4 separate regions of the Mus musculus genome follow, and regions 2, 3 and 4 are each linked to region 1. Evidence: chromatin loops called from intact Hi-C (ENCODE). Cell type or tissue: heart. All regions are shown on one strand. Links, peaks and the distances in the headings refer to the core of each region. The heading gives the core; the rest is flanking DNA. Region 1 holds the start of Rac3 (Rac family small GTPase 3). Region 2 holds the start of Cd7 (CD7 antigen). Region 3 holds the start of Dus1l (dihydrouridine synthase 1-like (S. cerevisiae)). Region 4 overlaps Ccdc57 (coiled-coil domain containing 57).

The links. Hi-C counts contacts between places; a loop is a spot of excess contacts. Peaks named below come from ENCODE experiments on the same cell type or tissue, not always from the same donor. Only the 100,000 strongest peaks of a DNase experiment are listed, where the experiment ranks them.
Region 2: it touches region 1 in a loop (17-fold over the local background); 9 of 42 quality-filtered maps call a loop at or near these places.
Region 3: it touches region 1 in a loop (6-fold over the local background); 6 of 42 quality-filtered maps call a loop at or near these places.
Region 4: a loop joins it to region 1, with 22 times the contacts of the local background. A loop is called at or near these places in 9 of 42 quality-filtered maps.

Annotation. Positions count from the first base shown.
Region 1 is chr11:120,716,640-120,724,031 of GRCm38, reverse strand. Lrrc45 (leucine rich repeat containing 45) reads right to left here. Exons shown (of 18, transcript NM_153545.2): 7 at 6,864-6,976; 8 at 6,494-6,552; 9 at 6,130-6,207; 10 at 5,860-5,995; 11 at 5,711-5,788; 12 at 5,479-5,590; 13 at 5,312-5,382; 14 at 4,900-4,992; 15 at 4,474-4,566; 16 at 3,925-4,098; 17 at 3,699-3,846; 18 at 2,904-3,414. The coding sequence ends at 3,218. Rac3 (Rac family small GTPase 3) reads right to left here and starts at 2,564. Exons shown (of 6, transcript NM_133223.4): 1 at 2,391-2,564; 2 at 1,730-1,801; 3 at 1,406-1,523; 4 at 1,164-1,226; 5 at 692-851; 6 at 63-553. The coding sequence starts at 2,425. The coding sequence ends at 423. In heart, for the core only: a CTCF peak has its summit at 3,393; DNase peaks (open chromatin) are centred at 2,451, 2,671, 3,331, 3,881 and 2 weaker places; H3K4me3 peaks cover 2,078 bases; H3K27ac peaks cover 1,329 bases; H3K27me3 peaks cover 2,904 bases.
Region 2 is chr11:121,037,421-121,044,812 of GRCm38, reverse strand. Cd7 (CD7 antigen) reads left to right here and starts at 5,335. Exons shown (of 4, transcript NM_009854.2): 1 at 5,335-5,520; 2 at 6,463-6,777; 3 at 6,997-7,133. The coding sequence starts at 5,448. Gm11775 (a long non-coding RNA gene) reads right to left here and starts at 7,130. Exons shown (of 2, transcript XR_880372.3): 1 at 6,951-7,130. In heart, for the core only: a CTCF peak has its summit at 3,446 (motif pointing right); a DNase peak (open chromatin) is centred at 3,372; H3K27me3 peaks cover 676 bases.
Region 3 is chr11:120,796,058-120,803,449 of GRCm38, reverse strand. It overlaps Dus1l (dihydrouridine synthase 1-like (S. cerevisiae)), which reads left to right and starts at 7,055. Exons shown (of 14, transcript NM_026824.4): 1 at 7,055-7,307. In heart, for the core only: a CTCF peak has its summit at 3,257 (motif pointing right); DNase peaks (open chromatin) are centred at 2,979 and 3,229; H3K4me3 peaks cover 460 bases; H3K27ac peaks cover 1,454 bases.
Region 4 is chr11:120,900,959-120,908,350 of GRCm38, reverse strand. It overlaps Ccdc57 (coiled-coil domain containing 57), which reads left to right. Exons shown (of 19, transcript NM_027745.1): 4 at 4,266-4,367; 5 at 4,671-4,828; 6 at 4,961-5,035; 7 at 6,276-6,476. Among named protein-coding and RNA genes, the nearest start is that of A430102A20Rik, 28 kb to the left of the region's middle. In heart, for the core only: a CTCF peak has its summit at 2,791 (motif pointing right); DNase peaks (open chromatin) are centred at 2,690, 5,030 and 5,690; H3K27ac peaks cover 1,404 bases.

The DNA of each region.
Region 1 (7,392 bases), core at 786-5,785:
CCTTTAGGGAAATGGCTGGGGCAAGCACCAGGGCAGAAAGTAGGGCAGACAGCGAGACAAAGGAGGTGGTGAATGTTTATTGTATAAAATAAGAAGGGGCCGCCCTTTCCTGGGACATGATGAACAAAACCACCCCCACCCTTCCCTCCAGGGAAGCCCATCCTGGGGCTGCCCTGGACCCACCCCTGCAACCCTGAGGGAGACCCGGCTCCCTCCTGGCCTCCCATAGGGACCAGGGAAGGCTGGAGCTATATCCCAGAAAAAGGAGGCATAGGGGACAGGACCCCATCACCCCAGCCTTGTCCTCATGCTTCCCCTGCCCACCCACACCACTCCCCACAGCAGACTCAGGGACATCACACAGCTCAACACGAGCGCCTACTTGAGCCAGCGCTCTGCAGCCAGGCTGGCCAGGCAAGGCTCTAGAATACAGTGCACTTCTTGCCTGGCTTTTTCACTGGAGGTGGGCAGAGCACAGCCCGGATGGCCTCGTCGAACACTGTCTTCAGACCTCTCTGGGTCAGAGCTGAGCACTCCAGGTACTTGACGGAACCTAGTAGCATTGTGGGGAGGGTAGACTGTGAGGAAGGGCACAGCAGAGGGGTAGCTGTGGATGGCAGGGGTGGGGAGGGTGGGGTGGGGAGGGGCATAAGAAAGGAATAGTCCCAACCTTAGGTCCATGCTTTCTCACCAATCTCTCGGGCCATGGCCAGGCCTTGGGGGTAGGTTATGGGTGCCAGCTTCTTGTCCCGCAGCCGTTCAATCGTATCCTTGTCATCACGGAGGTCCAGCTTGGTGCCCACCAGAAGGATGGGTGTGTGTGGGCAGTGGTGCCGCACCTCTGGGTACCACTGTGGGAACGGAGGTTCTGACCCTACAGGCCTGGGGGCGGGGCCTCCAATCTGCCCAAAGAAGGCCTCAGCTCCTGAACATTTTTCTCTGACACACTTGGCTCTTCCCGCTTTACAGAGTGACTAGGAGTCTGTAGGGTTTGGCAGTAAACAAAGATACCCACCCAGGGAGGCTTGAGACTGCCCACAGCTCCTGTCAGGGCCCATGGCCAGAGGTGAGCTGTCCTCCCCGATACCCTGATGTTTTCAGTGCCTCCCTCAGCAGAAAAGATCCCTGGCAGAGGGGTGTGCCTTCTGCCTAGACCCACCTACCTTGGCACGGACATTCTCAAAGGAGGCTGGGCTCACCAGGGAGAAGCAGATCAGAAAGACATCCTTCAGAGGGAGGGACAGACAGAAGTGACCAAAGGATGTCCTTGCAGGTAGACAAGGCTAGCTCCCCATTCCATTCAGGAACCACCCTACACCCAGAGTTCGAGGCTAGTTCCAAGGCTAGCTCCCCACTCCATTTTGGGAACCACCCCACTCCCAGAGTCGGCCCTCTTGCCGCCTACTGTTTGAGGATAGGAGAGTGGCCGAAGCCTATCGTAGTCTTCCTGGCCAGCAGTGTCCCACAGCCCCAGGTTAACTGGCTTCCCATCCACCATCACGTTGGCTGAGTAGTTGTCGAAACTGCGAAGTAGAAAGGCTAGGCTGGGCAGGGATGCCAGGCTACTGGTGCCCAGACAGAACCCAAACTCTGGCCAGCACCCCACCTCACCACGGAAACCCAGAACCAGGGTCACTTGAACCAGCCCTGGAACCTTGGGAGGTCCCATGCACGTGTGCCTGGCCTCTAGTGGCCAGCCCCGGCTACCTCCCGATCCCCATGCACTCACACTGTGGGGATATATTCTCCTGGGAAGGCGTTGGTCGTGTAGCTGATCAGCAGGCACGTCTTCCCCACGGCACTGTAGAAAGAGGTTCAGCCCACGTGGATCAAGGACCGAGCCTCCGCCCCTTCTTCCCCCACCCCCGGCAAGGACAGCACGCTCCTACAGAGCTAGAGGTTACTTTGGGTGACTGGGGTGGGGTGGATAGGTCGTAGCTCGGTAAATCTGCGGCCACCTGGGACTAATAGAAAACGACCAGAGCAGGCTAGCCTACGAGGGAGCACAGTAGTGGGCGCGGCTGCAAGGGCTCACAACCCTGGATAGGGCACGCCGCAACGCACAGGGGCGTCAGAGCTCCAGCACCTTGGGTGGCTGGCGCGAGGGTGGAGCCACCCAGGAATCAGCACAGGTGAGGCCCCCGCCCCACCCACTGAGAGCACCGGGCAGAGGCCGGGCAGCATCAGGTGTGCCCGGGCTGGAAGAAGTGGATAGCTTCAGCTTGACCCCACCCCATCAGTCCCTGGACGCACGCGGCCGAGCTGTGGTGGGGGCGCGGCAGAGCTGCCTCGCCTGGACCCCGCGCGTCTGTCTGCCCCGCCCCGCCGAGCCGCACCCCGTAGCCGCCTACCAGCCCCTCCGCCCCTGCGGCTCGGGACAGCGCACTCACCCATCGCCAACCACCACGCACTTGATGGCCTGCATGGGCGCGGGGCCGGGCGGCGGCGGGCGCGGCCGCGAGCCGAGCTGCGGAGAAATGCCCGGCGCCGCAGCGGCCGCGGACCCGAACGCCGAGCGAGCGGCCGGAGACAGCCGAGCACCGCCGAGTGTCGGGTGCGAAGACAGCCGAGTGCGCGCAGGCGGGGCGGGGCAAGGGGCGAGCTGCGGCGGGGGCGGAGCCCCAGCCAGTCCTTGGACCCCGAAGGCTCAGGCTGAGGGTCCGCACCCAGGAACAAGGACGTGCCACGGTGTAGCTCAGGTTGGCGACGCCACAGAAATGGATGCGCCGGGGCGGCCGAGACTGATGCTTAACAGGGACACCAGCCCACCCTGCAGCCGAGAAACCCTCGTGTCTACGACCCACTACAGAGGTGGCCTTCCTAGTTGCCTGAGAGCAATCAGAGTGACCCAGTAGTCATTTTCGCGGTTGGGGCAACTGGTGCAGAAAGGAACTGGACGAGAATTTATCACCAAGTACAAAAGTTCTGTATTTCCACCCTGCCATTGGGGAGTCTGCTTCCTCCCACCGCTGTCCTGTCCTGTTTGTGGTTCTGGGACCGGGTTGTCTGAGCGCGATCCTGTATGCTTCATCGCGCCTATGCTAACGGTGAACTGTGGATGAAGTCCCTTGGACCGGCAGGTGTGCCGCTGAGCACCGATGTTGACAGAACCCTGCCCTGCAACTGCAGCTGATGCTTTTTGGACCCCGGGCCTGCCCTTGAGAATGGGATGCAGCATTTCTACCCTCGCTGGGCGCTTCGGTTCTCCCGCTTCCCTTCATTTAGGGGGACTCAAGGCTCTCAGAGGGGACCCCTGCACGTAAGCCAAGACAGCGTTTTGCAGGAAGCTTGCCCTCTGGGCCTCTTCGTCCCGGATACGGGAGATTTCTGCCTCTTTGAGCCGCAGCTTCTCTCGGAGAGATGCGTTCTCACTCTCTCTGTCCAACAGCGCCTCCCGGTGTTCACTCCCGATCACTGCAAGAGAGAGACTCAATAAGGAGGGGGTAGTAGGTGTCTTGCCTTCCTGCAGCCATGAGGTGGTGCGGCACACCTTTAATAATAATAGCTCTTGGAAGGCAGAGGCAGGCAGATCTGAGTTCGAAGGCCAGCCTGGTCTACAGAGTGAGTTATAGGGCAGCCAGGGCTACACAGAGAAACCCTGTCTCAAAAAGGGGGGGGGGGGGGGCTGGGTCTTTAGAAAGGAAATTCCCCCACTTTTACCCCCGCCAAACTCAGCTGCCCAGGTGACATGTGCTAACCTTTCATTTGACGCTCCAGGGCTGCCACCTTCTCTCTCAGCGCCTCCTGGGCCACCAGGTCAGCCTGCATACGGCCCATCTGTTCCTGCAGCTCTACTCTGACCCTGGCCACTTCGGCCACTTTTTCTTGGTCTTTGTTGATCAGCTCCTGGGATGGGGTTGGGGAGGGTGAGATCATGGCCTGGATGCAAACTCCTGGTGTCTGTGCCCCTTGATGCCAGGCTACCTGTTGCAGCTCCTCCAGACGCCGCTGCTGCCCCTCCATCTGCAGGTTCAGCTGGCTGACCCGTGCCTGGGACTCGGCTACCATCTGCTTCTGCTGCACGCAGGTGCCCTGAGCCTCGTCCCTTGCCTGTGCCAACAGCCGGATCTTTTCCTCCAGATGAGCAAGGCGGTGTTGCTGTGGGTGTGGGAATTGTTGCTACACATGAAGGACTCCCAGTCTGAGCTCAAGACTGGAGGGACAGATATGGTCTGCCAGTGGACTGGCCACCTCTCTGCAGGGATCGAGGACAGGGCTGCATGGTGCCATACAATTACTAGTAATAAACTCATCCTGCATCCAGAAGCGTCTCCCACTGAACTCCTGGCCCTTGAGTCGACTCTATGTCAGCTCTACTAACTCATTTCTAGCCTTCCTCTTGACTGTGAAGTATTGGAAGCACCACAGCCCCAATGGCTCCTGGAATCTCTCCGAATTCCAGGCCTGAGGCCCACAGCCCCAGTCTGGCCCTCGTACTATGGTCGGCCCTGCCTACCTGTGGCCCATGCTCACCTCCTCCAAGCGGGCCTGGTTCCTGGCTTTGATGAGCTCCTCCTCAGCTTGGCCACGCTCGCTGAGCACTGCAGCCTTCATGCGGCTCAGCTCCTGCATGGCAGATGGCTGTCACTAGCCCATCCTCCAGACCCCCTACACACACACACACACACACACACACACACACACACACACACACTGACCCAGGGCTCCTTCCAGGCTACCGAGCAGCCAGGCTGGGGAAACTTCTCCACAAGTCTCCTCAGAACCACACAGACATTCCTTGCTCAGGCCCGAATGTCACTTTTAGTCCCTGACCTTTTAGGGACACTCATGGGTGGATCCTCACATTGAGACCTAGCAAGGCTGAGACTATGGGATGTCCTAGGGTACTAAGGCCATGAATACCATGCTGCACTGCACCCAGGGTCTGAGTGGCCTCACCTCCTCCAGAGACAGCCGCAGGGCCTCTAGTCTCTGAACCCTCTCCTGCATGGCCCTCTCACTCTCCTCCAGGTGACGAGTCATATGATCCACCTGTCCGAGTGAGGGAGTCAGGGCTAGCCGACACCAGTTCCCCTGGCACTCACCCCATGGAATCCCTACTCAGGATGTAGGGTATCACTTGGCAAAGGCCTGCCCTGAGGGTCCTAGTGGGCACCAAGGACAGAGGCTCTGACTGGGGAGCACAAACAGCAAGTCCACCGCTGCCTGAACTATGGGTACCTACAACTGCGGCCTCACCACCTCGAGGTCTGCCGGCCAGGGGCATGCACTGGGAGTACTGCGCCACACAGGGCCAGTCTGCAGGCCCCAAGTGGAGGCAGGAGCGCCAAGGGCATCTATAAGACAGCACCTCCTTGGAGTGTAGCTTTTCCAAGTCTTCCATGTTCTGTTTGGCTCTCCTCTTCTCCACATCCAAGCGCTCTGGAGGCCCAGTGGGGAAGGGCTGTGAATCTGCTCTGAAGGCGTCTTGTCCCTGGAGCTCCTTGACCCCTTAGTGCCAAGCCCGTCCATGCTTACCCTCAGCCTGAATAGCACGGATCTTCAACTCGGCCGACGTGTTAGTCAGCTCCTGCTTGGTCAGAAACAGCTGCTCCTGCTGTGACCTCGCCTTCCGCTCCAACTCATCCACCTGAGCAGCAGGCAACACTAGAGGAAGCTTCACCCAGCCCTGCTACACCACCCTGGGCTCTCTGGGTAGCTGGCTCTATCCCCATTTTGGCCATACCTCTCACACCCGTGCCCCTCATACCTGGCTTCTAAGCAGCAGGTTCTTTTCGCTGGCAGCAGACAGGTCCCTGAGTAACTTGGACTCCCGATCTGCAGCTTCCTGGGAGAGAAGGGCAAGGGTTAGGCCGCTGTCATACACTTCCGTCCACCAACCAATGCAACACAATGCACCTGCCGCTCCAGCTTGCGTTCCTTCTCATGTCTTTGGGACAGGCTCTGCCGTTCCTGGTCTCCGGCGACCAGCAGTTCCCCCAGGTCCCGGACCTTCTGTTCTGACAGAGCCAGAGCAGCCTCTGTCATCTGCAGTCTACAAAGAGGAAGCTCACTCTCAGTCCAGCTCCATCAAGAACGCCACCTGCTTGGCAAAGGTCTTCTGCTCTCACTCCTATCAAGCCTCTAGTCAAATCCCAGGAAGCACTGTCCCTCCCTCCTCTGCCTTACTTGGCTTTGAGAGCATTGATGATGGACTGCCTCTCGTTGAGGGCTTCCTGAAGCTGCCCAACCCGTACTGCTGATGCCCTGTGGACAGAGAAGCGGTTCTAGGAAATCTAAATCCCGGGGCAACCACGTGGCTTTCCTCAGCCTCGGCGGCAATTGTTGTTCTCCACACCATCCCGGGTTCACCAGGTCCAGAGCCAAGCACTCCACATCTGCCACTAACTGCCAGCCAACTTGCTTGAAAGCAATGACCTTGTTCTCAGGCCTGTTAACACACAGGGCTCAGGGGAGGTGAAGCCAGGCACCAAGACACAGGTACCCAAGCTGAGCTGTGGTCCTGCTTCCTGCAGCTCCAGAGCTCACTCACCGGCTATCTCTGGCCATCTCTTCTCGTTGCTTGTCTATTGTCTCCATCAAATCCAGAAACTGGGGACAAAGTCAGTCAAACGCCATTAGAAGCAGAGCCTACCCTGGTCAGGGACAGGACCTGCATCGACACAGTCCTGGTGCAAGGGACTCAGTTGTCTTGACCTCACTACATTCAGAGGGAGGGTGGACAGACAGAGCGAGGCCTGAAAGTTAGGACTCCTGTTGGCTCTCAGCTCTGAGGTGACGTCAGCATATAGGATGTGGGCCAGGAGGCCACCTCGGCCCTGTCTAGTCTTGTCTCAGAGGCCTGGAGGATAGATATACCACAAGGAGAAGGCAGCCAGCCCAGGGCTAGTGAGAGCACTCACCTGCTTGGACTTCTCCTCCTGGAGGTGTTGAACTTCCTTGCTAAGGATCTTGGTGCGTGCTTGGTTCTCCCGAAAGGCAGTGAGTCGGTCCTGGTTGTGGTCCATGGCTTGCTCTGTCAGAAAGTGTCATGTTATCTGCTGGGCTCAATATTAGGGTCAATGGCTAACCCAGTCCTGTGCTGCCTGTGTCTGGAAGTTGGTCATTGGGGAGCCCAGAACTGCAACACACCCACAGCACATCAGAAACCCCTGTCCAGTTCCCCTCAGGTGAAGCACTTCAGTGCGTCAAGGCAGGATCAGGCTGTACAGGGTCTTGGGATGCCCTGGTATCTTTTGCACATATGGGGAATTTGCTGTACTACCCACAAAAGATGGACATTTCCTGGATCATCTGCCCCCACAAAAAGGGCAAGGGGTATATGACTTTAAGAGCTGGTGCTATCTTCTGAAAAGACGGACACCTCTGGGTCCCATAGGCTCCTGAGGCAGGGGGATTATGTGGTCAAAGCCAACCTGGGCTACATAGCAA
Region 2 (7,392 bases), core at 1,409-6,408, 320 kb before region 1:
TCTTGTTTATAAAACACAACACATCCTCCTGTGGACAGTGCCACCCTGGAGAGAGGTCCTAGGTTGTATGAAAAAGCAAGTTGAGTGAGCTAAGGAGCAAGCCAGAAAGCCACATTCCTCTGTGAGCTCAGCTTCAGTTCCTGTCTTGATTTTCTGCCTTGGCTTCCCTCAGTGATGGGCTGTGATCAGGACCTGCAAGCCACATAAACTCTTTCCTCCCTGGGTTGTTTTTGGTCCTAATCTTTATAACAATAGAAAGCAGACCGGACAGTTAAGAACTAGCTTGAGTGTTGAATTTTTATTTATTCAGAGTCTGTCAGACATGTGGAAGGCACAGACCTATGTATGTTTATGTGCTGCCTCGGAGTTAGGGGTGCTTGAGAGAAAGATGGGAGAAAGAGAGACAGAGACTGATTCTTTTTGCCCTGTGTAATAGAATGATGTCCCTGTATGATGAGCGTGCCCATGGGAATGGACTTTTCTCTATACTTGGTATCCTTAATACAGGTGGGGCCTGGATTAAAATGCCAATATCTGACAAGGCTTGCACTCTAGTGAGATAGAGGTTCCATTGGGAGTGCTCGTAGAGGGAAATTATTAATTGGATCCATATTCTGGCAAGGGAGGGAACCCCAGTTGCAAAATGCTTCCATAATCAGGCCATAGACAAGCCTGTAGGGCATTTTCTTAGTGATTGATGAAAGTGGGCCCAGCCCATCGTGAGTGGAGCTATCCAGCTATGGTGGTCCTGGGATCTATAACAAAGCAGGCTGAGCAAGCCTGGAGAAGCAAGCCAGTAAGCAGCATTCCTTCAAAGCATCAGCTCCTGCCTCCCAGTTCCTGCCCTGCTGGCTTCCTTCAGTGATGGACAGGATGGATGTGACATGTAAGCCAGCTAAACCCTTTCCTCCCCAACTTGCTTTCCATTACAATGTTTCATCACAGCCATGGACATTCTAACAAGGACAGTCCCTTTGAATGGTAACAGGTAAGTGGGTTAGCATAGCTGGGAATATAGGGTGGGGAGAGCCAGGAAAGTCTTCTGCAGCGGTTGAGTTGAATGTGTCCTTTGAGAAGAGTGTGGCCCTTTAGGAGAAGGTAAAGTGACTTAAAGGGGCTGGGAACAGAAATAACAGGATAACAAAAGTCTTGCCGGTTTAAAAACATACCCTAGGGATGGGACAGGCAGTATAGGGAACAGCTTAGCAGCCTGGGACTCCACTTGGTTTGGGCTTGCACACAACTCATGTCTAAGTTTGCACTGGGCAGCCTGAAACCCTTGTTCTGATATATATTGCACATACGCAGCCTATGATATGAGCAAGGAGCCACACATCCACTGAGAACCACCTCCAAACTTAAGATTCTACTCAGCTGTGCTACACTCACACCTAGACGTGGACTAGGAAGCCCAATCCTTCCCACCCCTCCCTCCATCTGTGAGGGAACTGGAAGGTTGACAAACTCAGCTGCTACAGTCCACAACTCAGCTGCTACAGTCCACAACTCAGCTGCTACAGTCCACAACTCAGCTGCTACAGTCCACAACTCAGCTGCTACAGTCCACAACTCAGCTGCTACAGTCCACAACTCAGCTGCTACAGTCCACAACTCAGCTGCTACAGTCCACAACTCAGCTGCTACAGTCAATTCAGTGTTGCTAGTGGGTCCAGGTGAACTCATTAAGACTGTAGCAGTCTATCTCAGGATGGTCTTGCACAGCAGTTCAACAAAGAATCCATCACAGTGGGGAAGCTGAGGCAGCAGAAGCTTGAAGCAGTGGTCTCCTCATACTGGAAGACAGGAAGCAGAAAATGCTGTCCGTGGGATCAATTTGCCTTTTTATTTCTTTTTTTTTTTTTTTTTTTTTTTTTTTTTTTTTGTAGTCCAGGATCTCCTGCTCAGGGAATGGCCCTGCCCAGAATCAAGATGGGTACTCCCAAGGCAATTAATATAATCTTTCACTGGCCATCCCAGGGAGCAGCCTGTGATTCATCAAGGGGACGTGCAACTGTACACCGCACAGAGGAAGACAGCTATCATGGGATTCCCCCCAAAGATGCTCCATTCTCAGATGGTCCCATTACAGTGAGCATGTGACCACCAGCAATACCACAACAACAAAAAAATCAGACCATCCATTCTCTACCCCACAGGAAGAGGTGGCTCTGAGAATTCTCCATCTTCTGACAGATTGGCCTCAGCTTGCGTCTCTTCACCACAGCATCTCTACAGCTGTTTTCCCTGAGTTCATCTTTGGTTTTATTAGTCTCTGGGCCTGTCCCCAACTCGAAGCCACTACCAAAACACTGTCTGTCTGTCTGTCTGTCTGTCTCTCTCTCTCTCTGTATGTCAGCTTTTAACGAGAAAGTTTCTCTGTATAGCCCTGGCTGTCCTGGAACTCACTCTATAGACTAGGCTGACCTCAATTCAGAGATCCATCTTCTTCTGCCTCCCAAGTGCTGGGATTAAAGGTGTGCACCACAGCCTGGCAGTGGTGGCACACGCCTTTAATCCCAGCATTTGGGAGGCAGAGGCAGGCAGATTTCTGAGTTCGAGGCCAGGCTGGTCTACAAAGTGAGTTCCAGGACAGCCAGGGCTATACAGAGAAACCCTGTCCAAAAAAAAAAAAAAAAAAAGTGTGCACCACCGATGCCTGGCTAGAGTCTTTTCCATAGCATTTTTTTTTCTGCTTCTATAACTTTGGAGAGGAGCCTCCTGAATCTTACAACTTTCTGAGCTTCCTGCTTAGCTTCCAGAGACTTCTAAACCTCCCTCCACCACACTCAGGGAGGGAAAGTTTCATTCATTTAGGTTCTGAGAAATAGCCATGCAATGTTTTGCTCAAGGACACTGGACACGTCTATGATGGAACCTGTGTGTGGCCATGCATTCACACGCACAGCAAAATTCAGAGAAAAGGAGCCCACAGAGCAAAGCCGCACATTAGAGTGAAGCCACAGTAAATAAGAGACAGACTTACCCAGCACTGCTGGAAAGTCAGCTGCTGCTAAAAAGAAAAAAAAAAAAAAGTGCAACCCCTGAAAGCCCCAGGCTTTACTCCTCACATCACTTGACCTTCAGGGTCCACTGCCTCTGCCATTTATAGGCGGTGGTACACATCTTTAAATCCCAGCACTTGGAAGGCAGAGGCAGGGGGGTGTCTCTGATCTACATAGGGAGTTTTATTCCAGCCAGGATGATCCAGTGAGACTGTGGGGAGAGAAAGGGAGAAAGGGGGAAGGGGTAGAGGAGGAGGAGGGAGGAGAGGGAGAGAGAGCACACAACTGGGCATCGTGCCTTCAGCTGAATCACTCATCTCAGAGCCTCTCCACACCCTAATCCTCTGCAGTGTCTGCAAGGGCCACACCACGCCAGCTTTTCTTCAGGAGACTTCATGACTCAGTAATAAACTCTGGTGACCCAGCTGTCGTTGGGCTCTCACCACAAGGGGGCAGAGTTGACCTGCCTTACAGGGAGCCCTAAGGAACAAAGAATTTCTGGAGCTTGCTCTCCCCAGGGACCTCTCTACAGATCCTCACCCTCCCTCATCTCCATCTCCACCCTCTGTTTCTCTTGGACCCATATCGTGTCTTATTGTAATCCAAACTTGGGTGAGTTTGCCTCCTACATACTCCATAACCCAGTCTTCAGATAAGCATCTGTGATTCTGATCATTAAACGAGAACAGTAAACCAAGGAAACAGTCAACTTCTGGAAGATATGATTGTTAGAAACAAACCCACAGAATATCATTTGAGCCTGGCTGATGGTGCATGCTTTTAGTCCCAGCATTTGGGAGGCAGAGGCAGGTGAGTCTCAGAGTTTGATGCCAACCTGGTCTACAGAGTGAGTTCCAGGATAGCCTGGGCTACACAGAGAAACCTTATCTCACAAAACAGCAACAACAACAAAAACCACTCGAGCTGAGACCTGAAAATGAAGCCCCGAGCTAAAGACGCTGCCTGGTGAGCTGGAGAGATGGCCCAGTGGAGAAGACCCTGCCTGATGACAGTGGCCTCCAGAGTCACAACCACAGTGCATCTGATGCTACCGCCCAGCACCCAGATGCACAGAGTCTGTGCCTCTTCAATCAAAATAAATGCACTGGGGTTTGGGTCATCACCTCCTCCTGGAGCCCTGGAGCCCTTAGGCACAGCCCATAGGGCCCTGTGTGTCTATGATCTCTGAAACTTGAGGCATGGTGCCCCAAACAGTCAAAAGTGTCGATGCACGAAGACCACATCAAGGTCAGCCCTGCAGAGGTGGCAGCACTCCAGTCCATGTGCCCCTGGTGTGGCCACGGGCATCCTAGGAAGGAGACTAGGTCTAGGTCTTTGACTGTTCTTACTTCCCTGTAAAGTCTGTCTTTCCATGAACTTCTCCCCTGGGGGCTAGGTGCTGATTTCTTTACTGCCCACCTGACCCAGCTCCCCTCGTATTTCTCTCCAATATTCTCAGGCTGCACAGTTCCATACCTGCTGTCCCTGTGTTACCACAGGTGACCTGTCCCTCCCCAACCCTTTGTTCCTAAAATCTTCCAACTTTGACCTTCCTTTACCTGAGTCCCTCTCCCATGTGCCCTCAAGTACCCCGCATGGCACCCCTGTCTACACCATAGCATTCCAAACCCACCTACAGGGGGAGCATCTTCCCCCTTAGAGTAGGACCCCGGAGGAACTGCTTTGAGTCCCTATGTGACACTGTACACACACACACACACAAACTCACCCCTCAGTGTGACACACTGGCTCTGGTACCAGCAATAAAACTCATGGTTGACAAGAGTCCTAGCTCTCCCCCAACCTGGGAACCAGACACAGGGCCCTCGGTTTTGTCCCAGAAGGCAGATTGCTATTGAAGGGGCTCCTAGCCGCCCTTTGGCCTAGCAGATCTGGCTCAATCATGCTTCTAAGGAAGGATCACCCAGGCCGCCAAGGCAACCACAGCCAAGGCTACTGGGTATGCTGTGTCAGGCTGAAACCCCAGTGTGTCCAGACAACAGGTGAGACCACAGACCTGAACACATCCCAGCAGAAAATGACACAAAAGACCAGAGGAAACTTCAACTCCCTCCCGGCCTCTAAACCTTTAAGTCCCTCTAATTTTTCTTCCAGGTTACAGGACTAGTTCTTATTTCTTCTTCCTCTTGACGTCTCCTGTGGAGACTCTTGGTTAAAGATGATAAAGATGTGGGCCAGCCAACCAGCCAGGGAGGACAGTTGGGGTCAGGTGGCTTCCTCCACCTGGCTTGTTGTGTTCCCTGCCCACCAAGCTCCACCTTCATCTTCAGGAAGCCCTCCCTCGGAGCTTCACCACCAATCGCATTGAACTGCCACACCCCTGTTTCTTCCTCTCAGGGTTTTTGGTGTGAACTTTCACAGTGCTCAGTAATGTGTTGTAGCCAGAGTGGCTGATTTGGCTCAGATCACCTGGATTTGGGCGTCATGACTCAGCAGGCAGTGCTGGCTTTGCTGCTTACACTGGCCGGAATCCTGCCTGGCCCCCTGGATGCCCAAGGTAAGCATCCCTGTAGCAGGGCTCCCAGAGAGCATCTCACACACCCACCTGGGGAAGGGTTGGCCCTGACTTGACTTCCCCAAGTCTTAGTCTTAGACCTGGAATAGTCCCAGCTCCGTGGAAAAGCAGAGACTTGAAAGCTTTAGTTTACAGGACTAACATCTACCCTTGGTGCTTGTGAGAACTGTGTTCTTCAGTTCCCTTTCAGAGCAGCTGTCTGTGGGAAGTCTTGTGGTAAGGTGTAAAAGATCTACAATAAGATTATGGGAGGCTCAGGCTCCCAGGCACAATTCTTGTGCAAAACCAGCATAGTGTTCATTCTGTGAGATGCTGAGGTTTGTACTCAGTCTTGCCTACAGGAAAGTGGGTGGTGTGGGTGCCAGGCACGGCAAACGGGGCTGGAATCTGAAAGAGTGAGTATCCCATGAACAAGTCAACATGTGCCCCTTGCGCAGAGCCACAGGCTCTGGATGCCTAGAAATGATGGGGGGAAGGAGGGTGATGAAGAAACCAGCATCGGAAAGAGTAGGCAAAGAGGAGATAGGACTATGGCTGTCTGGGAGTGACTGACTCACTTAAAAGAGAAAGAAAGAGTACAGCCAGGGTGGGGAGTAGTCAAAAGGGAAGTCCTTGTGTTGAGATGCAACAAAGTTGCCAAGTTCCTATAGCATTTCTGCAGAGAGGGGTGTGATGGAGGAGGCATCTCACAGGAATACAAAATGGGAGAAAGAAACCTGGAGGTGTAGAGAGTGCAGCCCCTGTGCACAGCAAAATGAGACAGCATGTGTGAGCATGCGGGTGCGGGTGCTGTGAGAGATGCTCAAGAGTGTGCAAGGACATACATGAATGTAGGATCTGTGGAGCCTCTGAGATACGTGTTAGCGTGTTTGAGTCACCGTGTGCTGTGCGCCAGCTTGGTGCTAACTGGCTGGTTCTTCACAGACGTACACCAGTCCCCCCGACTCACGATTGCCTCTGAGGGGGATTCTGTCAACATCACCTGCTCTACAAGAGGGCACCTGGAAGGGATCTTAATGAAGAAGATCTGGCCTCAGGCTTACAATGTGATTTACTTTGAAGACCGGCAGGAGCCCACAGTAGACAGGACCTTCTCAGGCCGAATTAATTTCTCTGGTTCCCAGAAGAACCTGACCATCACCATAAGCTCCCTCCAGCTGGCAGACACTGGAGACTACACCTGCGAGGCTGTCAGGAAAGTCAGTGCCCGTGGCTTGTTCACCACGGTTGTGGTGAAAGGTAAGGATGTGCCCATCTGACTGTTGGCCAGGCCAGGAGCCCACTGGCTGCTAGAGACCTTCTTTGCACTTGTTGGAGCTGTCTGCTCAGAGCCCATTTCTTCCTGGAAACCTCCTAATGGTGCCCACACCTGGCTTGAACCTCAAGGCCTCCAATGAGGATCCCCACCTCACCTGCTTGTGTCCTCTCCTACCAATGGCTTTGTGTTCATTTTCCCAGAAAAATCATCCCAAGAAGCATACAGATCCCAGGAACCTCTGCAGACATCATTTTCCTTCCCAGCTGCCATTGCTGTAGGCTTCTTCTTCACCGGGCTGCTCCTTGGGGTGGTGTGCAGCATGCTGAGGAAGATACAGGTCAGTGTGAGCCTACGGCTATTATCACAGGCTTAAGGCAGAGATCAGTCAGGATGCACATGATAAGATGCAGAGAACCCTTGGGTGAGGCATCTCTCAGGGACACAGAATGGGAGAGTGAAGCCGAGAGGGAGAAAGTGGGGCTTCTAACCAGGCCCCAAAATGAGTGTGTGAACATGTGTATGTGCCTGTGTGTGCATGCGTGTGTGTGTGTGTGTGTGTGTGCACTATGTGCGTGGACCTGTGTGAATGTAGGAAT
Region 3 (7,392 bases), core at 855-5,854, 79 kb before region 1:
TCGAAAAACCAAAAAAAAAAAAAAAAAAAAAGGCATCAGATCCTATTACAGATGGTGGTGAGCCACCATGTGGTTGCTGGGAATTGAACTAAGGACTAGGAGAGCAGTCAGTGCTCTTAACTGCTAAACCATGTCTCTGACCCCCTAAATCCTTTCTCTTCTCCTCTCTTCTCCTTTCTTCTCTCTTCTCTTCTCTTCTCTTCTCTTCTCTTCTCTTCTCTTCTCTTCTCTTCTCTTCTCTTTTCTGACAGAGACAGTTTAGGTAGAATATATAGAGCAGAAGCACAGAGAGGCAATGGCTCACATGCTTCACTGGATGGGTGAGATGGCCTCAGGGACTGGGTACTTATGTTGGTAATGCAGAGTCCACAGCAGCCACCAAAGAAGTCCCAGACAGATGTGTGGACATGGCTCAGGGCTGCACATTGGCAGCAAGCTGTGCTCCTCTGTGGCCTCTGCTTCAGTTCCTGACTCCAGGTCTCTGAAACCTGCCCTGACGTCCTTTCATAACGGACTGTTATTGGGAGGAATAAGCCAAATAAATCCTTTTATACACACACACACACACACACACACACACACACACACACACACACACACACACACCACTGAGGAGGAGGAGGAGAAAATGCTGACAGACACAAGAATTCAGATATAAAGCCGGGCGTGGTGGTGCACGCCTTTGAGCCCAGCACTCGGGAGGCAGAGGCAGGCGAATTTCTGAGTTCGTTGAGGCCAGCCTGGTCTACAAAGTGAGTTCTAGGACAGCCAGGGCTATACAGAGAAACCCTGTCTTGAAAAACAAAAACAAAAAACAAGAAAGAAAAAGAATTCAGATATAGTGGCACATATCTGTAACCCTAGCACTCATTTGGGTAGAAGGGTAGGAGGAATCGATCAAGAATTCTAGGTTATCCTTGGCTACATAAAGAATTTGAGGCTAGCCTGGCCTACATGAAATCCATTTAAAAGCATATATGATCTGCCATTCTGCTCCTAGGTATATAAATTACCCTCTGCTGGGCGGTGGTGGTACACACCTTTAATCCCAGCACTTGGGAAGCAGAGGCAGGTGGATTTCTGAGTTTGAGGCCAGTCTGGTCTACAAAGTGAGTTCCAGGACAGCCAGGGCTACACAGAGAAACCTTGTCTCGAAAAACCAAAAATAAATAAATAATTTATTCTTCTGTCCACATGAAGATTTGACAAGAACATTCATAGCAACTGTTGGAGAAACCAATCCAGATTCATAAACAGGTGAATGGAGAAACACATTTTAGAATGTTCCATAAAAGTATACTGCTCAGCCATGGAAAGACCAAAAACTTGACACAGTTCCATGTGAATAAAGCCCTACAGAGGTTCACATATAAAGCAACAAACATGTCATGGATGAAGAGAGTTGGAGAAGGGCACAGGGAAACCGGGAGTAGCGATAAACACTTTCATTATCTGACTGTAACAGTTTCACTTGTATATACTGGTATCTATAAACATGTAATTGCCACTTTGTATATATTTTAAAAATATTAATTATGCCTCCATGAAGCTGTTTAAGAAGGGATTTATAAATAAAATAATAGTCAATTAGACCTCGAACCATATAAAACGATGTTCAACCTCTCATTATAAGGGAAATAAAAAATGATAATCACAACCAGGAGGATGGCTCCTTATCTGTCAGGTTGACACAGTTGCAAACATAACCTCAGAGTGCTGTGGAGCTTACAGGGAAACTGGCATAAGCAACCTGACTGGGAGGCGTAGAACAAAGGGTCTCAAGGGGGAGATTTGGCAGCACACAGAAAAATCACCTCTGTGTTTGAACTTCTTGGAAAGTGTCCCAAGTACACTTACATGCACACACACCACACGCATGCACATACATGAACACACATACACAAAGATATACACATTTATACACATGCACACACATATACACACATACACACATGCACATATACCTGCATACACACACATGCATACATGCATGCACACACATATATATGTACATGCACACACATACATGAGCACACACATACACATGTACACACACATGCACATACATACACACGCACACACACATACACACGCATATACACATGTGCATACAAACACACACATTCATTGTAAAACAATGTAAAGTTGAAAAATGTTGGAGATGGCCTACATATCTACTCTATGTGACTGACAGAACAAATGGACTGCGTGTGTCCAAAAGAGAGGCATGAGTACGGAAAGGAGACATGAACTTCAAGTCAACAAATGGGAAAGTCAGGTAAGCTCAGGATGGTGGAGCGCACCTTTAATCCTTGGGTGCCTGAAACAAGAAGACCACCATGAGTTTGAGGCTAGTCTGGGCTACAGAGTAAGTTCCAAGTCAGCCATTGAGAGAGACCCTGTTTGAAAACTCCATGATAACGCCATGTCTGTGTATTAGGAAGGATGGGTGAGAGAGGGAGACATAAGGGGTAGTCCTTAGAGCTGCTGTTGCTGTTGAGATCTTGTTTCTAGGCACAGCAGCACACACCGCCCAAGCACTTTCATCCTAGCTCCTAGGAGGCAGAAACAGGCTGATTTACCAAATTCCAGGCCAGCTAAGGATACATAGTGAGACCCTGTTTCAAAAAGGAAAACTGGAGAAGGGAACAAAGGCACATCTTGGCAGACCCTGAAAACATCTGGGCATCTGTGTGAGTCATACTGAACTATAAGGCCCCACACGCCGGTGGCCAGAGGGGTTCAGAGGGCTGTCCCCAGCAAAGCAGCCTTTTCTGGTGAGAAGTCTCCAGAAAGTTATTGAAAGTCCTGGAACTTGTTCTGAGGACTCTCAGCCAAAGGAGAAACAGCGTTCAGGAAAATCTACCAAATCCTGCCAGGAAGGGAGTGAGTTGGGGCACTTGCCTTGACCCATCCCTCCTCTCTGCCCACGTGATGCAAGCTCCACTCTAGATGGGTGCAGCTAAGGACAAGCCCCTCCTCCAGGGCACAGACTATCAAAGGCTCACCACCCAGCTCTGCCTTAAATCATCTGCCAGGATCCTTTCTCACTAAGTGCCCTCTGGATGTTGGAAGTTCAGCTCTGGGGAGGCAAGAAGAGGAACCCAGCCTCAGCGTCTTTACCCAGCCTTAAAGTAAGACACTGAGTCCCTGCCAAGAGAGATGAGTGGAAATCACAGGCTGCCCCTTCCCGGTCACCAGTTATTGACGCTGGGGTGGCCTGTGCTGCCTCAGCTAACAAACAGTGCTGGAAGGCTCCACTAGGGGGCAGACCAACCTAAGAGCCGAGAACGCCCTTGCTCAGCCAAGGGATCTCAGAAAACAAAGCAGCACTCCAGGCAAAACTCTGTCGACAATGGAAACTTAGGCTGTTGCATAGACAAAAGAAGCGTAGGGGGGGAAAGTAAGAAAGGTCCGGGGATGTGACTGAGCTGGTAGAGCGATTGCCCAATACATTCAAGCCTTGAGTTTGATTTCCAGCACAGCGTAAATGAAGTACTTGGCAGGTGGGGACACCCAAGGAATAGGAATTCAAGTTTATCTTCAGATCCTCAGCTAGAAACCTAGTTCAAGGCCAACCTGGGTTAGAGACCCCGTTAAGGAAAATAAAAAAAGGAATGGCTGAAATATTTCTGAAAAAAAAATTTATGGATGAAAGAAGTTCAGCAAACTCAAAGAGTAAGAACACCAAGAAAACCAGCCAGAGCTGAAGTGTGGTGGCATGTTTGCAGTCTCAACACTCAGGAGGATGGAGAGTTCCAGGCTGGCTGGAACTACAAGTGTGTGTAACCAAGTCCAGCTGTTGTCTCCTTGTCTTTTCTTTCTTTGTTTGCTTTTGTTTTCTTTCTTCCCTTCTTCTTAGTTTTTTGGTTTCAGAGATTTATAAACAAGGGAAACTGAGACTATTGATCTCGCAGATCTATAAAGACAGAGATATTTTTGGCTGGGCAGTGGTGGCCCACACTCTTTTTTTTTTTTTTTTTTTTTTTTTAATGTACGTACACTGTAGCTGTCCTCAGACACTCCAGAAGAGGGAGTCAGATCTCGTTACAGATGGTTGTGAGCCACCATGTGGTTGCTGGGATTTGAACTCCTGACCTTCGGAAGAGCAGTCGGGTGCCCTTACCCACTGAGCCATCTCACCAGCCCGGCCCATGCTTTTAATCCCAGCATTTGGGAGGCAGAGGCAGGTGGGTTTCTGAGTTTGAGCCAGCCTGGTCTACAGACTGAGTTCCAGGACAGCCAGGGCAACACAGAGAAACCCTGTCCTGTCTCAAAAAAAAACAAGGAGGAGGAGGAAGAAGAAGAAGAAGAAGAAGAAGAAGAAGAAGAAGAAGAAGAAGAAGAAGAAGAAGAAGAAGAAGAAGAAGAAGAGGAGGAGGAGGAGGAGGAGGAGGAGGAGGAGGAGGAGGAGGAGGAGGAGGAGGAGGAGGAGGAGGAGGAGGAGGAGGAGGGAAGGGGGAAGGAGAAGGAGAAGGAGAAGGAGAAGGAGAAGGAGAAGGAGAAGGAGAAGGAGAAGGAGAAGGAGAAGGAGAAGGAGAAGAAGAAGAAGAAGAAGAAGAAGAAGAAGAAGAAGAAGAAGAAGAAGAAGAAGAAGAAGAAGAAACTTTAGCTCAAGGGGCAATTGTACCAGGTAGAAGCTCAGATCTATAGACAAGATCAAGAGTGCCAGAACTGCTATCCTTGGGGTTCAAGAATCACCGCACAAACCATGTGAACACTGACTTCAGTTAAGCAAGAATAGTTTATTGAATGCACACCCAGAAACTGGTCAGAGCAAGGACATAGCTCAGAATTATCTGAACAATGACAATGGGCATATTTTTCTGTCATCTTATAAGGGGAAAAAAAAAACCACAGTGAATTCACACACAGGTGCAGGAAGTTCTTACTTAAGATATTTTAGACATAGCAATTCCTATTGACCTTTGATTTGATAGGTCTTACACAAAGCTTCGTGGAATTCTTAAGATTAGCAAACCACATACAGAACATTCAGAACAAAGCAGGATATGTGGTCAGCATGTTCTCCGTCTACGCCAAGTCACTTCTCTGTGTCAATGACTGAGAGGCATGTTACAGCAACAATATGAAATAGCTGGCAGACATGGGACAGACTGGCTACAGCTGTCCTGAGGTGTCAGACCATAACACTGTAAGTGGATAAATGTAAGGGGCATACTTTTTTTGTGTGTGTGTTGCTTTTTTGAGACAGGGTTTCTTTGTGTACCCCAGACTGTCCTGGAACTCACTCTGTAAACCAGGCTGTCCGTGAACTCAGAGATCCGCCTGCCAGGGACCTGGAGGGATTCAAGGTGTGCACCATCATGTCATGTCCGGCTGTGGGTCATGTCCGCTTGTGGCTGTGCAGTTTCTTCTTTCATTTTCTTTGTTTTTTTAAAAAATTAATTAGTTTATATATATATATATATATATATGTATGAATATATATATATACATATATATATATATGGTGGGTCTTTTGGTTGGTTGGTTGGTTTTTGGTTTTTTGAGACAGGGTTTCTCTGTATAGCCTTGGCTGTCCTGGAGCTCACTCTGTAGACTAGGCTGGCCTCGAACTCAGAGTTCTGCCTCCCTAGTGCTGGGATTAAAGGCGTGCACCACCATGCCCGGCTTGTATATGGTGTTTTATCGGTATGTATGTCTGCACACAAGAGGGCATTGGGAGCCTGTCTCGAAACCCCCCCCCCCCAAAAAAAAGAAGAGGGCATTGGAAACCATAAGACTATAGTTACAGACAGTTGTAAGCTGCCTTGTGGGTGTTGGGAACTGACCTCAGGACCTCTGGAAGAGCAACTAGTACTCTTAACCTCAGAGCCATCTCTCCTGCCCCTCTTATTTACTTTATTTATTTTTTATTTTATTTTTCGAGATAAGGTTTCTTTGTGTAGCCCTGGCTATCCTGAATTAGCTCTGATCTAAATCAGGCTGGCCTCCAACTCACAGAGCTGCTCCTGCCTCTGCCTCCTGAGTGCTGGGATCAAAGGTGTGGTGTCACCACCCAGCTTCCTGTCATTTCCTTACAAGGCAGAAAATTAAAGTATCATAAATGGCTTGAGTAATGCATATATATTACATTATATCATTATACCGTTATACATGTATCATTATACATACATATATCATTATAAAGTATGTATCAGCAATTGTTCCAAGGCTGGAGAGCAGGACTCAATGGTTTGTGGAGTTGGAAGTCTGACCACAGAGGGAAAGGCTGGAAGCATGTGAGTTGCACGATACAAACTCTGGATTCTGAAAACTCGAGGTGCATGGAAGCAGTGTAGAAGGATTAAAGAGTGGTCAAACAACTCAGACATGGCGGTTCAGGCCTTGAATTCTGTGTTGGGAGGCAGAGTCTGGTAGATCTCTCTCAGTGAAATACATCACTACTATTAAAACAGTAACAGTTTACGGCCATAGTTTGGTTTCCTGTTTAAAATACCCTGACAAAAAGAACTTAGGAGAGAACTTTTTTTATTTTTGTTTTTGAGAGCTGGGGAGGGTTTCTCTGTATAGCCCTGGCTGTCCTGGAACTCACTCTGTAGACCGGGCTGGCCTCGAACTCAGAAATCTGCCAGGCCTCTGCCTCCTAAGTGCTGGGATTAAAGGCATGAGCCACCACTGCCCGGCCCCATATCTCTTTATGCATGTTCCTTCCCTCTAGCAAGCGACTCATTACTCGACAAAGGCCTGGCCTGCTGTAGCCTTTTCTACCCAGGATCTGAAGTAATAATTCTTTATCTCGTTTCCTATTGTGGTGGTGTACTAAATTTACGTCTTGTGTCTGCAGAACCAAGGGCTGCTCCTGGATTGCGGAGGTGGGTTGGGGGATAGAGGTGGGAGGAAAGGCCTCCGAGTGCCAATTGTCTGGAAGGGACAGCGTGACCCCGGGCATGCGCAGTCTGTTCTTGCTCAACTCTCTCGTTTCCACAAGGCCGGTCCCTTCAGCGCTGAGCTGCAGTTTCCGAGGACTTTATTTTTTGCTGCACCGCAGACGGTGCGGAGCGCCTGGCAGTACGCTTCCGGCTCCGGCACTTCCGGCGGCGTTGCGCTGAGTCTGAGCCACGGCGCTTGGCGGCTCCCGCCGCCTTCGTGCGGGTCCTGCTGGCGGCGCCGCGGGTCAGGCAGAGGCTACGGGGCCTTGTGTGCCCCTTTCTTTGGAGCGTGCCCGCAGTCACAGACCTTCATCGAGCCCTGGCCAACTCCGACGGTGCGGGAAGTAGTCCTAGTTCAAGCCCCGTGGACGTCCGGTGGCGGTCTCGGGCCCCAGCCAGCCCAGGGGTTAGGTAGGGGCAGCTCAGGGGGCTCTGGGCCCGACCAGGAAAGGAGCCGTGGAGGCTGACGTGCTCGCTACTCTCCCAACCCAAGATC
Region 4 (7,392 bases), core at 835-5,834, 180 kb before region 1:
TGGGACATTGTCTTGATTGCTAGTTAACGAGGGCCCCAGCTCACTGTGGGCAGTGCCAGCCTTGGGCAGGTGATCCTGGGCTGTAGAAGAAAGAGCAGTCCAGGGGAAGCCAACAAGTCAACAAGCAGCATTTCTCCATGGTGTCTGCTTCTTCCTGTGTTGGCTTCTTAATGATGGACTGTATAGAACCTCTTACTGAGCGAGCCCTTGCTCCCCAAGCTGGTTTTGATCAAGTGTTTTATCACAGTAACAGAAGCAAGCGAGGACAGTGTGACAGACCAATGTGAGGCCCTCATGTGGAAAAGTCAAGATCCCTGTGAGCTAAACTGCAGAATGGATCTGGGAGCCAATAAAAGCCTCAGGTAGGATAGTGCAGATATATTTCAGCCTTGCCAGCCAAAAGCAAGACTACTACTACTGGACCTTATGGACAGAGGAAGAGACATTTACCATCTCAGTAGCTGTATCCAGGTGTGTGAATATGTACTTCTAGGGACTGAAGAGATGATGGCTCAGCAGTTAAGAGCACTGGCTGTTCTTCCAGGGGAGCTGAGTTCAGTTCCCAGCACCCACAGAGCAGCTCACAATTGTCTGTAACTCCAGTTCCAGAGGATCTGACACACTGAGAAGAGCAGTTCTCAAGACAGAACCTCTTATAAACCTGCCGTGGGTCCGCAAGTCCCAGCACACATAGACCCATGCTTTGATCCCTGTGACCTTTGAGGTAGTCACATAGCCTGGTGGCCAAGACACAGGTTAAACTTCCTCTCTCCTTATAAGGTCATCACCTGGAACTCCTCCTTTTGCAAATAAGGCATTTCCAGTACCCTGGCCCAGTTCATCCCCCAGCCCCTACTCACCCCCCAAAGGCCTAAATAACCTTTGTTTCCCCTAATTAAACGAGCTTCTAGATGACTTTAGATGCCTTTAATCCCAGCACTCAGGAGGCAGAGGCAGACGGATTTCTGAATTCGAGGCCAGCCTGGTCTACAAAGTGAGTTCCAGGACAGCCAGGGCTACACAGAGAAACCCTGTCTGGGGGGTGGGAGGAGAAGCCTGCCTCCCAAGAACTCTTTTTTCCTGCTCACCCTACCCATCGCCTGAGGTCTCTATCACCTCCTGCCGTTCCCACCTAGCTTTCCCTGTCAGGGCATCTATCTGGGTCTGATGAGCGGTCGATCGTGCCTTTAAGAGAATGCGGAGTGGAGTGGGAATGACCAGTTTGACTTCGGAAACAGCCAAGAGTCTTGCACATTGAGCCAAAGCCTGGAAATAATGTAGTCAAGAAAAGATTAATTGTACCAGATGTGGTGGTTCAAAGTAGCAAGAAATCTTAATAAATACTTGGGAGGCTGAGGCAGGGGAATCACTGTGAGTTTAAGGCCAACTTGGCCTACAAAATGAGAACCTGTCTAAAAAGTTAGCAGCAACACAACCACCAAAAACAACTCAGCAACTGTTGTGTCTAAGAAATGACACTCTCGCAGTGGTACCAAAGTCACCAAGGGAGCTTCAAGAGAGTCTCTAGCTGGGAAAGGCGGCTGAGTGATTAGTTTGTGCAGACTCAGTGGAGCACACTCAGGTGTCCCTAGCCCTATCTCTGGAAGCACCAAGCCTTACATGCTACTGTGCCAGCTCTGCCGCAGGAGGCTAGGGAAAGGTCTGCCCCTGGTGGGTTGGAATAGCCAGCCTGAGGCAGCCTTCTGCAGCCCGGGGCAGTCTGCCTATAGCAGCCTGATCTGGCCTGGAACAGTCTTGGCCTTCTGGGTAGTTGTGAGCAGAGAGTTGTGTTAACACAGAATCTTAAAGACCAACAACTCTTTTGCTCAATTGCTCTTTTCTGTTGTTGGGCCAGAATCTCACATGTTGGTCACCCTTGTAAATAGAACCAATTCAATGAAATAATGATTTTTCTCTTATAAGTTGAGGCAAGTTTATAACTAGTAACTGACTGGTCAGTTATCACGTACTGTGAACCAGAGAAAATCCTTTTTCTTATTGGATAGTCACAGGCTCACAAGACATTGGAGGAAATTTACCCACTCATTTCAGAAATGTTTCTGAATGCATGCTGCATGCTGGTAGCTCTTCAGGCTTGGGATTGCGCACGGATCCCTGTCATTCCTGTCATACCTGTCATGCCTGTCAGTCATACCTGCCATGCTTGCCCTTATAGAGGGAAGAACACCTTGAGACAGTTAACTGCCTATAGATGTGATGAGACGGGAGGGTCAGGAGTCAAGTACAGTGAGTGGGCAAGAGGAGCCACAGACGTTGGTGAGGGTGCAGAAGAGAGTTCAGGAGGAGGAAGACAAGAACCTGCCCATGTGCTCGGAGATACCTAGAAGATAGAGTTCAAGTTCAGAGGACGAATGTCCAAAGTGGAGCTCGGCCTTCAGAGCCTTTAAAGACTTTGGCACCATGGGAAACTGTTGAGTGTTTGTGTAGAGCAGTGACATACATGATTGCGGACTTACTGGGCCAGGCATGGGAGAAGTAGCCAGCAGGCTGATGGGGTAGTAGGCCCCTGCAGATATGAGCATGCCCAGAAGGGGAGCCAGTGGGGACATCTGACCCTGAGCTCTGATGGGCCTGATGGAAGAGGCAGGTGCCACAGAGGATGACTGCCAGTTGTTGAGACAAAGAATGTGTGCAAGGAGACAGAGTGACAGACTGTTGTGTGAGGTCCCATGGTTTATCCAGAGACACGGTCCCCAGAACATTGACAAGAGCACAGTGGAGACAGGTCATGGCTGCCTGTCACACTGTCCAGCAAGACCAGAAGGTGGCAGCACAGGCTTGACTTAGCATGGAACTCTGCTCTCTGGTGGCCACAACCTGCAGAACTTCCTCTGTGGATTTTGTTCAGAAAAAACTGTTTCAAATTCTGTGGATTTGTTGCTGTTTGGTTAGTTGGTTGCTTTGGTTTTGTCCTTTGAGACAGATTCCTAACATGTAGCCAAGGCTGCCCAGAACTTGAGGGGATCTTCTCTATCTTTGCCTCCCAGGTTCTCTGTTTACAGGTAGGTTCTACTAACTCACCATCCTTCTCTCCTCTCCCCTCCCCTCCTCTCCTCTCCCCTCCCTTCCCCTCTCCCCTCCCTTCTCCTCTCTTCTCCTTTCCTTTCCTTTTTCCCTCCCTCCCTCCCTCCCTCCCTCCCTCCCTCCCTTCCTTCCTTTCTTTCTTCTTTCCTTCCTTTTGTCTTTCATTTGTCCCTATGCTTGGAATAGAACCCAAGGCACCACACATAACAGGCAAGCATTCAGCCATGATTTTATAATTATAGTAATGATTTTAATATTCTAATTCCAATAAGGGTCACTCACGTGACTATATATTTCACATTTACCTTTCAAGGGATTGAAAAAGTGAAATATAACTTCTAGTTGTGCTTTCTGCAGTTTCCTGAGCCAGAAAGTGAGACCTGTTGCTGCAGAACTCACACAGTGCACCTGTCTACCAGGGCTGGATGGTGCTTCATGGGGTAAGGGTGGGGACAACTCCCTCAGAGCTGCATCTGTCCTCCCTCAGTCTGTCCTTCAGGGCTGGAGTCTGGTGGAGGGCAGGGCAGGGCAGGGCCCAGGACTAGGGCTGGCATATGTGCCTGAGCACTCAGTCCTTCCAGGGGCTCTGGCTCTGTGCTGATCAAAAATGAGATTAAGTACCTGGCCCCAGAAATATAGAAATTAGGTTTTTTGGCTTGCTAGTAACTGGAGGATCCAAACTCTCGTATCAACCGAGGACCCCGTGGCAGACCTCATCATGTCAGAAATGAGAAGGAAGTTTGCAGAAGGGAATATATGCTAGCCTGACAGCAATGGCTGCAACCTGGGTGCTCACCGAACTGCAAGAGTTACAGTCATCCCTCAGAGAGAGGCTTCTTAAAATGGTTTCATCTATGACCCCATTTTACCTGAGAATTTTTGTTGTTCTGTCGTTGGTTGGTTGGTTGGTTTTGTTTGTTTTTCGAGACAGGGTTTCTCTGTGTAGCCTTGGCTGTCCTAGAACTCACTCTGTAGACCAGGCTGGCCTCAAACTCAGAAATCCGCTTGCCTCTGCCTCCTGAGTGCTGGGATTAAAAGCGTGTATAGATGTACAGATATTGAAGAGTGGTGGTAGGGAAATAGAGGTAAGCAGTTTATCTGTAGAACAGAAAACTTTGTTTGTAGTATAAAACCGTGATTCACACTGTGTGTCAGTCTCACACCTAAGCTGAGGCCTTGGCGGCAGCCACTCTCCTTCACTCCTGGCTCTTTTGTCCCAGGAGCTGCTGCTGGAGTTTGAATCTAAAATGCAGAGAAGAGAGCATGAGTTCCAGCTGAGGGCTGACGACATGAGCAACGTAGTCCTGACACATGAGCTCAAGGTAACTGGCTGGCCCTGGGCTTCGAATCACCATTGCAACTTTAATTACCCAGTGCTGCAGAATACCATGCTGTTCCTTTGTTAGTCAGTCAGTCAGTCAGTCAGTCTGTCTGTTTGTTTGTTTGTTTGTTGAGACAGGGTTTCTCTGTGTAGTCCCGTCTATCTTGGAACTCACTCTGTAGACCAGGCTGGCCTTGAACTTAGAGCTCCGCCTGCCTGTGCCTGCCGAGCGCTGGGACCACGCCAGGCTTCACACTGTTCCTTTTACCCATCTCCTCTCCTGGAACTTTTCAATCTTTCTCAGATAAAACTACTAAACAAAGAGCTGCAAGCTCTGAGAGACGCTGGAGCACGGGCAGCAGAGAGTCTGCAGAAGGCAGAAGCAGAACACGTGGAATTAGAGAGGAAGCTGCAGGAGCGTGCCCGGGAACTCCAGGATCTGGAGGCCGTGAAGGACGCTCGGTGCGTAGGTTCTGTTCTCCAGGCATTGTGGCCGTAAGGACTAGATCTGGTGGCGTTGCCTTCCTGGCATCTTTCCGTTCTACTCTTTGATCTCTTACGTAACTGCTCTTTACTGATACGGTTTCTGTTTAGGATAAAGGGCTTGGAGAAGAAGCTTTACTCGGCACAGCTGGCCAAGAAGAAAGCTGAGGAGACTTTCAGGAGGAAGTGCGTATTTCTGCCTGGGTGGTGCCACTGGAAAAGAGTCTAGATCTTGCTTACTGGAGACAAGAGCCCTGTGGCAGGTGGGCGGGCAGCCTGAGCTGGGACGCTGCTGTGGCTGGCACCATGCTCTCCTTCCTCAGAGAGGGTTAGGCATCCGGTGTCTCCAAGCTTAAACTTTTTAAGGACCAAGAGTCCAATTCAGGTCATTGATAAAACACAAACTAAGAATGTTGAAAACTCTGGATTTAGTCTCCAGTGTCTAAAACAGGCTTTTAAAAATATAACCTTAGTTAAATTTTAACTTTTATGGGTAAATGAGATGGCTTTGTGGATAAAGTCACTTGTCACCATAGCTGGTGACCTGAGTTCCATCCCTGGAACCCATGTGGTAAAAGGAGAGAACTGACTCCACACATATGCCTCCATACTAGGTAAATAAGTATTTAAAAATTAAGCGTTAACATTTAGACCTTGGCTGTCTTACTAGCTAGTGTATAAGTTTTAGACGATCGCCTCAAGCTTTGCCATGCTGATGTCCCCCTACTATTGCTGATGTAGACTCTGGATTCTGTCCCTCTGACTGCAGCAGGCTCTTCACGTTGCCAGGTCTGGGACACCCAGGAAGTGGTGGTGTGCTGCCTCAAGGCGGAGCTTCAGCCATGCAGTTAAAGCATTGCTCCTCCCCCCAGTACTGCAGGGTTCGGGAGGTGCTGGGACAGTAAGGAGTCGGTCAACGAGGAGTGGGGCGGGGATGCCAGCTGGAAGCTCAGTGTGGACTCAGCAAGACGCATTTACTCTCTCTTCTAAAGGGAACAGTAACTGTAGCTACCACACACCACACACTCAGGCTGCCCAGTTACACTTGGGAGGGGAAGAAATTTTCTCTTGTGTTTTCTCATGCCACTATTTGTGCAGTACGGACAAACTGATACACTAAGGGAGTGCTCAGGAGTCTGCCCATCTGAGAGGCAGGTGGCATCTGTTTTCCATGGCTGGTCAAGCGTAGGTTGTTAGGAGTGTTTTGTGAATCTGCTTTGGTATCTGTGTGAGCTTTGGGGGCCTCCGAGAGCCCGGCACCTAAGAAGATCTGCTTACATGGGAAGAGCTAGCGCGCCCACAAGTTACTCCTGCAGAGTCAGCCATCTTGTCAGGGACAGCTGTAGTGTAAGAAAAGGATGGCAAACACTTTGGAAGGTTCCAGGGCACTGAGTGAGCCACCGCGGGACCCTCCCCTGTGTTTCAGACATGAAGAGCTTGACCGTCAAGCCAGGGAGAAAGACACAGTGCTGGCGGCAGTGAAGCGCGCCCATGCAGAGGAGCTGCAGACGCTGGACGCCAAGGTGCTGGAGCTTCAGTTCCTCTGTGAAACCCTGGAGGGACAACTGCGCAGGGCTGAGTGCACAAGAGCAGAGGACGCCAAGGAGAAGAACGCCCTTACTGACAAGTGAGCTGCTGCCTCTGGCCGGCCCAGCCCAACAGCCTCGTGTGCCTGTGTCCAAGGCAGAGGCAGATGTGGGCCATTTTAGAATGGAATTTTGCAAGCAGTGGGTAGGGGCTTTCTGCCCACCCCCGACCCCCTGACCCCGCTGCCATTTCTAGTAATGTTTTCTTTTTAATTATATAGTTTTATATTTATGCTTACTTGTGATAAGTGTATTTAACAAAGTTAACCTATTGCCTTCACTTTTTGTTTTTCTGAGACAAAGCCTCATTTGTGCAAACCTGGCCCAGAACTTGTTCTATGACCTTGGATAGCCTCGGATTTATAATCCGTGTGCCTCCACCTCCCAAGTGTTGGGACTGCAAGCATGTGTCACTATAGCTCCCCCCCCCACCCCCCCGCCCCTGGACTTATTTTTCCTGCCTCAACTTCCTAAGTGCTGCTGGGGTTATAGGTATGTAGCACTGGCATCAGGATACGGCAAATGCAGTTTCATCTGTCCGTCTGCAGTGCTCGTCCCATTTGGATCCAGGTGCCACTCCTGCCCCAGTCTCCCAGCAGCCTTCAGTCGGCACTGCCTGTCAGTTTGCTAACTCTAGGAGCAACACACAAATTGGAATCTTCTGGCACTTGCCCTTATATGTCTGGCCTGTCACAGAGAGACTCAAGTTCTCAAGGGTCATCCACATTCATAGGATGACATTTTCTTTTAAACTGTGACTGTGTCAAAATATACACCTCTGGACCTCCAGAAGCCATGGAGGCCTTCTTTGCCAGCTAGCCCAGCATAGTCAGTGAGCCGTAGGTCCCAGGGAGAGCCTTATCTCAAGGCAGATGGCCACTGAGGATCTCGACCCAGGGTTGACCTCTGACCTGTGCAATGCACCCACACCACACATGTCCTCCTTCACACTCTTGC